2 separate regions of the Homo sapiens genome follow, and region 2 is linked to region 1. The links are chromatin contacts, found by Hi-C or POLR2A ChIA-PET in ENCODE. All regions are on one chromosome and are shown on one strand. The core of a region is the stretch at or near the end of the contact, and the rest is flanking DNA. Distances in the headings are between cores, read along the strand shown. Region 1 overlaps DOCK10 (dedicator of cytokinesis 10). Region 2 overlaps DOCK10 (dedicator of cytokinesis 10).

Region 1 (5,724 bases), core at 1,023-3,522:
TGTATCACTCCATTCTCACACTGCTATAAAGATACTACCCGAGACTGGGTAATTTATAAAGAAAAGAGATTTAATAGACTCACAGTTTCTGCATGGCTGAGGAGGCCTCAGCAAACTTACAGTCATGGTGGAAGGGAAAGAGGCATGTCTTACATGGTGGCAGGTGAGAGAGAGAGAGCATGTGTGAGTGCAGGAAAAACTGCCATTTATAAAACTATCAGATTGCTTGAGAATTCATTCACTGTCATGAGAACAGCATGGGGGAAGCGGCCCCAGGATCCAGTCACTTCCTCTCCTTGGCATGTCGGGATTATAATTCAAGATGAGATTCGGGTGGGGAGAAAAGCCTGACCATATCAAGGCCTGTTCAGGAAGCCATTCTAAAGGAATCAGTCTTAAACAAGTTAGCCCTTATTCCATGTAAATCAAGAGTCAGATTGGTCCAGGTGATACCCATAGGCTAGGGGAGGTCCGCAAACACTGACCGTTGTCCCAGGTCATTGTCTGAGTCATTGTTATTTTCCTGGGGTTGGTAACTGAAGAGTTATGGCCTTTTATTTTCACTCAGGGATAATTTCAGACCCTCATAATTGTTCAATTCATAACTTCTTCAACAGTGTATTTGGGATCCCAGCCCCAGCCGGTGAATAGGCTCTTGACACTGTCATGAGAAGGATTTCAAGGATGACTCAGAAAATAGTGAAAGTACAGAGATTTACTGCAAAGCAAAAAGAACACACTCAGGAAAGAAGAGTGTGGGTGTACTCAAGAGAGATAGTCATCTGCAAAAAGGTTTAGGGCTTCTACCTTTATGGGTTTCTTTATATTCATGAAGATTTCTAAAGAAACTTTAGAACTGCCCAGGTACTGGGGGGAGTGTGATTTAGTATGTCAATGAGCATATAATGAGGTCCTAGGAGAAACCTAGGTCAAATCCAGCACCATGCTGGGTACAGTTGGTCTTAACCAGCTTGGCCCGCATCTCATTTTTTAGGGTCTTATTGGCCACTGACTTTTGCAGCTATTTCAACAGTATCCTTTTTGCTAGGCATGTGAAACCTCTGCCTGGAATTTTCTGTTCTCCTGTGGCCACCCTGTATTATTCCTGTCCCACAGGTATTTGGCCCTGGCGTATTAACTATATGATGAATGAAAGCCATCAAATTATCTTCAGCAGCTTTCATTGTATAATAAATGCAGGGTAGTAGGCCAAAGAAGTTCAAGGTTAATTAGATGCCAGCTTAGCCTGGCAAGTTATCACAAAGTTTGCCATTGTCCCAGGGTTGGTACTGAAGAGTTATGGACTTTTTTTTCACCCAGGGATAATTTCAGACACTCATAATTGTTCAACTCATAACTTTTCAAACAGTGTATTTATGGAAAACCTGGAGGGCCCCTCTTCACCTCAGCCGCCTACACAGCAGTTCTGCACCACTCTCAGAATCCGGATTTCTCAGATGAGGTAAGAGCTAGCCCTCCACTGCCCCCAGCGGTTCCTAAGAAAGGTGGGTAAATGTTCAGATAACCGTGCAGTGAAAAACACTCTCTCTAGACCTCATCAGACTAAGGACATGCCTTGGCAGGTATGTACTTACCAATATTTCTAAACTATATTAATTGGCAGTTGTTCCAGGAGTACGTTGCAAATTCATGTATTTCAGGACAGGAGTGACCTTTTAAAAAAAATGGAATGCTGGCCGGGTATAGTGGCTCACGCCTGTAATCCCAGCACTTTGGGAGGCCAAGGCAGGCGGATCACAAGGTCAGGAGATCAAGACCATCCTGGCCAACATGGTGAAACCCCGTCTCTACTAAAAATACAAAAATTAGCTGGGCGTGGTGGCACGTGCCTGTAATCCCAGCTACTCGGGAGGCTGAGGCAGGAGACTCGCTTGAACCAGGGAGTCGGAGATTGTGGTAAGCTGAGATCATGCCACTCACTGCACTCCATCCTGGCAACAGAGCAAGACTCCATCTCAACTAAAAAAATTAAAATTTAAATTTAAAAAAAAGATGCTTTTAGTGCTGGGATATATCTTGTCTTCTTTTCTTTTTCAGTGAATAATTTTTTTTCTTTTATTTCACTGACTAGTGAAGAGATTGTGTTAAATAGCTTTACCAATGAATGGCAGCATTTCATGTCATAAGGAAGAGAACAGAGAACTAGAGCCTGAGCCAATTCCATGGCTTATAACATGCCTGAACTTAAGGGAGCTTGGATCCCGTCATCTCTAAACATGACAGGGAACAAGCCTTGCCCTGGCAGACTTCCAAGACTCCTGCTGTGTGCCAAGCCTCAAGCTAAATTCCATGCACACATCATCTCCCTTAATCCCCACAGTAATTCCAAGAAGTTGGCACTATTATTACCTCCCTATTTGATGGATGAGAAAACTGTGGCTCAGAGAAGTCAAGTAACTTTACCAAGGGCACATAATAAGTGAGAGAAATCAAACCAGACCATGTGACTCCACAGCCTGAAGCTTCACCATTCTGCTCTAACACATAGAAAGTCATTGGGCTCATGGTCAATTACTATATACATGTTAGCTTACGTTACAAACAACTTTAGACAAAGAAGTTTCAGTGAAAAAATTTAATTTCTAACCATAAAGTGAAGGTCTGACTAGTGCAGCCTGCTGATGGGATGCCTGAGATTCACAATATCACAGCTTTTGTAGACGTTTTCTATGGCTGCTTTCACACATTATCACCATTTAGCAGCTTAAAACAGTATGCAATTGTTATCTTGCTGTTTTGGTGGTACGAAGTCTGAAATGACTCACAGGGCTAAAATCGAGCTTGCAGCAGGGTGACGAACCTTCAGGAGGTTCTAGGGAAGGTTCCAGTTCATCTCCTTTTCCAGCTTCCAGAGGCTGCCCACATTTCTTGGCTTTTGAGCCTTCCCAACAATCCCATCACTCTGACCTCGGCTTCTGTATCATTTCTCTTATGACTCTGCCTTCCTCTTATAAGGACTTTTGTGATGACACTGTGCTCATTTGGAAAATCCAGGATAATCTCCCCATTTCATGGTCCTTAACTTAATCACATCTGCTAAGTCCTACTTACCAGGTAAGGTGGCATATTGGCAGGATTAGAACATTCAGGACATCTAGTGGGTGCTGTCTTTCTGTCTCCCACACTGTGCACATTAATCATTTAAAAACCAATTAAAGGAACATCAGTGAAACTACCTGCCTGACATTCTTTCACTCTTCCATATGCGTTTAGTGCTCTTTAATTTTTCCCCCACAAATTCAGGACAGAAAGTGAAAAACAGTTAAGCAAAAACCATGACCACATTACACAATATTTACTGCTATTGGTTGGCCAAAGGGTCAACTGGTTGACAAAGCCCATCTGGAAGATGCATTTTCTGTAGATATATGATTTTTAAAAAAATTAATATTCTTACTGTTGTTAACTGTTTTAATCTTTCTCATTCTCATGTGTTTCCTGGAAGCCTCATGAAAGCCATGAGCTTTTTCACATGAGAATATGGACAGTTCTGGGAACTACTCAGTTGCTGAGATTGAGCTGCCTGCAGCTTACCGGAGTTCCAATGCAAAGTGATCATCCCAAGATGTGGGTTCTTGTCCTGAAAGATCCTCTTTTACTGACCACACCACCTGCACAGTAACTCAGAGCCCCCTAACATGTGCAGCCCTGCTTCCTAACACTGTGCCATGCTACTTCACAAGGCTACTGGGGAAAATGAAATGATGGTGTACGTGGCAGGGCTTTGAAAACTCAAAAGCACAATAAAATGTAAACAGTTAGTTGAAAACAATTCTTTCCAGAAATAGGGAGTATGCCCTTCATTCAGTATATTGTTTACCTAGATCCATTTTTATTTTATTTGCATTCAGAAGCATTATTTGTATAGCTACGGCATGGTCAGTTCCCAAAATGTCTCATTAGTTCTCACAGTAACACAGATATGTTTGTTAGTTTTAAAAAAAGAGATCAATTCCATGCCGAAGCTGCATCATTTACTATACCATATTACTCAACAATGTGCATATGAATTGTCTGGGGATCCTGTGAAAGGGCAGATTGCAATTGAGTGTGTCTAGGTTAATGTCTGAGACTCCAGCCTAGGCAACAAAGTAAGACATCTGTCTCTACAACAAGAACAACAACAAAAATCAAAAAGTTAGCCAGAGGTCATGGCCAGCCACAGTGGCTCATGCCTGTAATCCCAGCACTTCGGGAGGCCGAGACGGGTGGATCACAAGGTCAAGAGATTGAGACCATCCTGGCCAACATGGTGAAACCCTATCTCTACAAAAAATACAAAAATTATCTAGGTGTGGTGGCGTGCTCCTGTAGTCCCAGCTACTCGGGAGGCTGAGGCAGGAGAATCACTTGAACCCAGGAAGCGGAGGTTGCAGTGAGCTATCGTGCCACTGCACTGTAGCCTGGTGACAGAGCAAGACTCCATCTCAAAAAAAAAAAAAAAAAAGCCAGAGGTCAAGGCTGCAGTGAGCTGTGTTCGTACCACTGCACTCTAGTCTGGGCAACAAATGCAAGACCCTGTCTCCAAAATGAAAAAAAAACTTCTGCATTTCTAATGAACTGCCAAGTGATGCTTATGCAACTGGTCCCCAGCCGCACTTTGGGAGGCACGGACTTACTGTTTATTCAATTCGTGTCCCTTAATGACAGTTCCTTGATGTGTGTCTTATCTATATTCTGCAGTTACATTTGTGTGTGTGTTTATGCATATGTATGTGCATGTATTTAGTCCATACCCTAGTAGCATGAATTATCTAATGAGAAACACTAAGTATTCTAAATTATCATCATCCATCACAATAAAAAAGTAAAAATATCAACATGTGAATACATCACTGCTAGCAGAAACAATATTTATTGAGCATTAAATGAGTGCATCCAGCACTATTAAACATGGACCTAGATTTCAGTTAAAGAATTTTTAGGCCTGGTTTGGTGGCTCATGCCTGTAATCCCAGCACTTTGGGAGGCCAAGGCGGGCGGATCACTTGAGGTCAGGAGTTTGAGACCAGCCTGGCCAACATGGTGAAACCCCGTCTCTACTAAAAATACAAAAATTAGCTTGGCATGATAGTGTGTGCCTGTAATCCCAGCTACTGGGGAGACTAAGGCAGGAGAATTGCTTGAACCCAGGAGGCAGAGGTTGCAGTGAGCCTAGATCGTGCCATTGCACTCCAGCGTAGGTGACAGAGTAAGACGCAGTCTCAAAAAAAAAAAAGATTGTTTAAAAAGCTATGCTTTGTCTTGCTCTGATATTGAGCAAATGATTTTAATCTCAGTCCAACTATGGTTTCTTTCGTTGCAGGTGAAAATTGAGCTACCAACACAACTCCATGAGAAACACCATATTTTGTTTTCTTTTTATCACGTCACCTGTGACATCAATGCAAAAGCTAATGCCAAAAAGAAGGAGGCTCTGGAAACGTCAGGTACTGCCAGGAAGAAATCTGAGGCAGAGTCACATGTCTTCTGTTTGAATTGGTTTGGAGAGTGTTTTCAAAGCCCTGATTTATTGAATTATTTTTCATGAAATTTAGTGTTCGTAAATAATAAATAGCATTATTGTGACTTCTTACCATGGAGGTTTGTACTCAGAATTTTTGTTGGTTATTCTTTTGCACAGTTGGATATGCTTGGCTTCCTCTGATGAAACACGATCAGATAGCTTCTCAAGAGTACAACATCCCAATAGCAACAAGTCTG
Region 2 (5,724 bases), core at 1,921-4,420, 120 kb before region 1:
TATAATGTGTCTTTTGGCAAACCAGATATAAATACAGTATTTTTGTCAGCCTTCAATAAGTTTCTTGTGGATAGCTGTTTTATTCTCAGATTTTATTTTCATGGAACTGATTTACTCTGATAGGGGCTAAAGCTTAGGGTTTTTGAAATTCATTTTTCCAAATCTATTTCATTCTGCTGGAACGTATTTTAGTTTTTAAGACCATGCCCAATACATTCAATTTGCATGCAGTGAGTTTGTCATGGTTAGATTGTCTAAACATCAGAAACTCAATAAACAACTGAGACAATTGCACCTTGCATTTGGTAGGCACAGATGACAATAGACTGCTGCTGCCCTGCACTTACAGTTTGGTGGCAGACACAGAGCTCAAACAAATGGAAAATTGTAATCATGATAAGTACTTCCCTGAGAATTGCATTCTACCTTACCTTAAAACTGCATCCTTTGGACATCGCACCTCCTCAAATCAGTCAGGGAAGGCCTCCCCTAAGGCAGTGGCAATGCAGCTGAGACCTGGAGAATAAATAGATGCTAAGAAGAAACAGAAAAACCTCTGTACCCAGAAACCACATGAGAAAATGCCACATGCCAGCCCTGATTTACATTGCATTGCCATGGGTGAGGAACCAGGGTGTGTGGGTCTGAGTCACTTGCCAAAGCACTTGCTGGCAGTGTGATCTCTGGGTCAGCTATTTAAATTCTGTATACCTTGGCTTCCCTGTCTGTAAAATGAGAGTCGTGAGGGTGCCTATCTGCCTTAGTTTCCTATTTCTGCTGTAATAAATGACCACGAACTTAGTTTTAAACAACACACATATTGTCTTACAGTTAAAACACGTGTATTACATTTCTGGAGATCAGAAATCTGAAACGGATCTCACTGGGCTAAAATTGGCAGAGCTGCATTCCTTTCTCGGGGTGCTAGGGGAGAATCTGTTTCCTTGCCTTTTCCAAGTTCTAGAGGCTGCCCACATTCCTTGGTTTGTGGTCCTGGTTCATCTTCAAAGCCAGAAGCATAGTGTCTTCCAGCGACTCTCCGACTCTGATCTCTGACTCTCCCACCTTCCTCTTTCACTCGTAAGGACCCCTGTGATTACATTGGCCCCACCTGGCTGATCCACGCTCCTCTCCCATCTCTAGGTTAGCTGATTCCCATCTACAGCCTGGATTACCCTCTGCTGTGTAAATGACATAGGCACAGGTTCTGGGGATTAGGACATGTACGTTGTTAAGGGGCTGTTGTTCTGCCTACCATACTATCTATCAGGGTTGTTTAAGGATTCACTGAGTGAATTCAAGTAAAGGGCCTGTAAGAGTGCCTGGCACTTGCTAAGAATTCACTAAGTTTTAGCTATTATTATTGTGTATATTGTCTTATTGAAACAAAGAAAAATTTACAAACTTAATTTACTTTAAAGAATTGTTATAGAAAAAAGAATCTGTTAAGCAGAAACTTACTTTGTGCTTCATAAAATGTGTAAAAATGGAAATTCAAAGTTAGCTTATTTATGAGAGCACTGAAATACTTATTGAATAGATTATTCACACAAATAGATTATTCAAAGAACATAAGTTTATTTGAGTTCTCTTCTGTGTTATCCACTAATTGCCAGTTTTCCGAAATTTAACTTTCAGTTTCTTCTGTTTTCCTTTCATCATTTATTAAAGGAATGTTGCAGCCTTTAATACAACTGAAATTAACCATTTAATTTCAACTTTGTCATTCTCAAATTGTGCCAAATTTAAAAATTATAAGGAACAAAAGCTTGAATGTTTAGGATTTAAAACCACCACAATCATAAAGAAAAGTCGAAAATCAGGTGAGAGAGAATGCATTTTAAGTTCAGTAGGTACAACTGAACTTACTAATTTAGAGATGGAGAATAGATTGTATCTCATTTGTAATTTTAAAGTTATCTCAGTGTTTTTAATTGTGAGTAGATTTTTTATTACAGATTTGTAATCATTAAGAAACTTAAGAATGCAAAATTACAGCATCTTGATTCTTCTACCAATAGGTACTCAATCAAAGGTTTGATGAATGAATGAATGCAAGCCATATCTTATGGGTCATAAAGGTAGAAAGTAGGAATCTGTTAGGTGGAAAGAATATGGATTCATTTGGTAGATTATCTGCATCCTTAATATTGGTCACTGGGTAATCAAGGGCCTTCTTTGCTTTCATACACTTTATGAGAACTGAGTAACCCACAGATTACCTTAAAATTCTGCTTTATGAATAATTGGAGGAAGTGAACATGGAAATAATGTCCAAAAATAATAGTTCTTTGCTGAGCACTTCCAATTCTGATAGTCACTTTGCTACAAACTTTGCACAGTATTCTTTATTTGTTGCCACAGTCCCTCTGAAGGATATTGTGATTTTTGTTCCAATATAGTTAAGGAAGAAATTAAAGCACACGGAGTAGCTCTGACCAATTGAAATATAACATAAGCCACATATGTAATTTTGAATTTTCTAGGGGCCATATTTGAAAAAGAAAAAAAGCATATTAAGTTAGTTTTAATAATATATTTTCTTTAAACCTATATATCCAAACTATTATTATGTTGGCATGTAATCAATATAAAAATTATTACAATACTTCATAGTTTTTTTCACGCCAAATCTTCAAAATGTGGTGTACATTTATACATATAACACATTTCAATTTGGATGCTAAATCTTTAATCACAAATATTTGTTCAGTATTCAGATTTCATAAAATTTATAGTTGAAAGAGTAAATTCATATTCCAAAGTTTCTCCAAAACTAGTTAAATGTTTTCCAGTTACTAGATAAAATAATCAATTCTTAAAGTTAAATCAAAGTTAAATAAAATTAAGTAAAATTAAAGATTTAGTTTCTTTGTCACACTAACCACCTTTCAAGGACTTCATAGCCACTTATGGCTAGTGGTGGCTGCATTGAACTATGAGGTGTAGCTATTACTGCATTTGTCCAAAGTCACCCATCCGGTGTGGCCCTAGGCAAATGTGTACCTGCCACCTTCCCTGCAAGCCCAGCCACACCCACCTCTTTCACTTCACACCCTGCTACAGTGCAACCGCGCCCATTCCTCCCATTCCACCCACCTCCTCTCCTCTCTTCACCTGCAATCTGGCCATGCCCACTTCTTTCACTCCACCCACCTCCCCTCCCCTCTTGCAACCCAACCACACCCTCTTCCCACTGCACCTTCCTGCCCTCCGTGTCTCTGTTGACTCAGGTCTGGGATCTCTTGCAGTGGCATTTTTCTGTTCAATATCCAATAATACAGTGGCATTATTCTGCTCAAATGGTACTTCTCTTTAAAAGTCAGGGTTTTTAATATAGATTATATAGAATAAAATGTTAGAAATTTGATATTATAGAATCCAGCTGCCTCACTGGAAGATGAAATCCAGGCCCAAACAGGTAAATTGACTTATCTGTAGCTTCTACAAAGTTGCTGGCAGAGCAAGGGTATTTGTTCAGGTCTCAAAATGATGAGACCCACATTCTTTTTAACTACATGGTATTTCCTCCTCTTAATCCAGAAATAATGAGCTATAGTTCCAAGGTATGTGCAGAATTTTAAGTGAAACTACATAGATGCTAGCTACAAAATACAAAGTAATGTCAATAGCATAGCAAATCCTATCCAGTTTCTGGTTATCTTAGAGGAATAAATCCATTTGGAGATGAAAGCCAATTCTGTCATAGGGATTCTTGCTCCAAACTAGTTTTTTGACTTTTCTTTAAGGATTAAATACAGAGATAATGAGTTCAAGTTAATCTGTAGAGTAAAGCTATGAGCAGAACAGATGCTGTGGAGATACAGAATGCAACTGTGGGGGCTCATGGGTCCCACGGCAGAGACAACAAAGAGAAAAAAAGGGAAAATCACTTTGTTGTAATCTCTTCGGATTGAAGGGTTTATAGAATTCTATTTTGGGAACAGACATCTATCTCTGTCATGTTGCAGAAGTCTGAATCCGGAAATGTCGTGCTAGAACAGAAACAGAATCATATAATGACAAAATCTGGGTATTGATATCAGGCTTGTTGTGCCTTTTGAGAACTGTAGGACTTCGGATAATTCCCTGAGTTCCCTGAGCCTCAGTGTCCTTATTTGCAGCATGGTGGGGATTCCTCACAAAGCTGTTGGTGATGATCTAAATGAAAACTGAGTAAAAACACTGATCACAGTGCCTGGATCACTGAGGGACTGCACCTCTTTTTAATCTGTAAAATGAGGAAAATACCTGCTGCCCACCTGCATCATAGAAATTTAAGTAATTACTTCTACAAGTAGAAACATACTGTTTATTAGATTGGATTAATTCTGGGGAGACGTTTTGACACACATGACTACCCTTCAGTTCTCCACTAATAAGGAAACTAGAATATTAAATAGAACACTCATCAGGTGAACAGAGTTGCTCAAAAAGACGACTCAGTGAAAAAGCCAGTGAACCCAATGATATTCCCCAAATGAAAGCCACTGGGGGAAATGAGTGAGCCAAAAGGCAGAGAAAGGGATCAAGGACAAGGAGAGATGTAGACAAGGAAGAGGCTCCTCGAGCAGGGAAAGAAATTAAGCATGAAACTAAAGTGGCCTGTGGTTGTTAAAGGGGACTGTTTAAAGGTTTGCTTTAAAACCGGCCTGCTTTTCTGTCACTCTAAAGGTGACACTTCAGTCTGTGTCATCCTCCACTCTGGTTTTTATTTCCTTAAAGATGTTGGTTCTTTCATAGTGGCCATCCTATTTTGTCTCATTTTTGCCCATGCTGTTGAAAAGAATGCTGATGGGTTTCAAGTTAAAGATTACATGCATCTATTTCTTCCTTTTAGCTCTGAAAATTGAGTGAAGCATAGCAAATCTGTGATTAATAGAACTGGGGTAGTATCACATCTTCAGGGGCTGGCATGATGGGCATCGGAGGCTTTTGTTTTGACCTCCAGGCAAATGAACCAGTGAACAGCCCTGGAGGACTCATTTGCAAAGAAGTGGGGAATAAAAAGTCTCATCACAAATTCGTCTTCTTTTTGCACAACTATAACAAAAAGAAATGATGAACCATATATGTGTTCATCACAAAACCGTAAGGACCTTTGGAATCACCCAAGTTCACCTACAGAAGCTTTTCAGATCTGTTCTTAGAAGATGTTCGCTACAGATGTGGTTAAGGTCATTAAAGAACACCAAGACGTTAGATGACTTTCTTAAGGGTGGAGATTGAAAGGAGAAACGTTAGGATTGTGGAGTGATATCATCACTGAGTGAGTTAAAAAGTAACCAGAGAAATCTGGTACCCCCATTTGAGAGGACTGCTGCTGCTTCACACAAGTGCACATTTTTAACACTTCCTTGGCAAAAGCCAGGAGCCTAATTTCAAACTGAGACCGCCAAAAAGTAGAAAAAAAATCACAGCTGAACAGCTTTGCCCTGGGGTTCCGCAGAAGACACTGTGCCTCTCTGCAGCCCTCCTTATTTCCTGGATTTGGCAAGCCCTACATTGAGTTCACCTTCCCAATCTTCTGCCTCTGTTTGGTTGAAGTGTAGGGGGTAGTTCTAAGTGTGTGTCTGTCTGTGGCTCTGTTTGAGTTACAGTCAGTTAAAGAGACGTTCACACCTTGTGTTGCCTTTAAACATTCAGCCCTATTCATATCCATAGATGCACTATAAATGTTTGCATGTGCACATACCATGTAGCTATGTAGCTGGATAAAGACTC

The links. Hi-C counts contacts between places; a loop is a spot of excess contacts on that map. ChIA-PET counts read pairs that join two places held with the same protein, here RNA polymerase II (POLR2A). Pooled maps may share reads with other maps.
Region 2: a pooled map shows a loop between it and region 1 (2.1-fold over the local background). The contact joins two enhancer-like sites. A Hi-C loop is called at or near these places in 1 of 50 pooled maps. POLR2A ChIA-PET finds 5 or more read pairs at or near these places in 2 of 52 experiments (B cell and activated T-cell).

Annotation. Positions count from the first base shown.
Region 1 is chr2:224,845,245-224,850,968 of GRCh38, reverse strand. DOCK10 (dedicator of cytokinesis 10) reads left to right here. Exons shown (of 56, transcript NM_014689.3): 19 at 1,370-1,462; 20 at 5,327-5,450; 21 at 5,645-5,724. Among named protein-coding and RNA genes, the nearest start is that of CCDC195, 130 kb to the right of the region's middle. Within about 2 kb of position 2,272, at least 3 of the 41 ENCODE cell types and tissues checked have a DNase peak (open chromatin) inside an H3K27ac peak, as active enhancers do.
Region 2 is chr2:224,968,762-224,974,485 of GRCh38, reverse strand. All of the region lies in intron 1 of DOCK10 (dedicator of cytokinesis 10), which reads left to right. Among named protein-coding and RNA genes, the nearest start is that of MIR4439, 39 kb to the left of the region's middle. Within about 2 kb of position 3,170, at least 5 of the 41 ENCODE cell types and tissues checked have a DNase peak (open chromatin) inside an H3K27ac peak, as active enhancers do.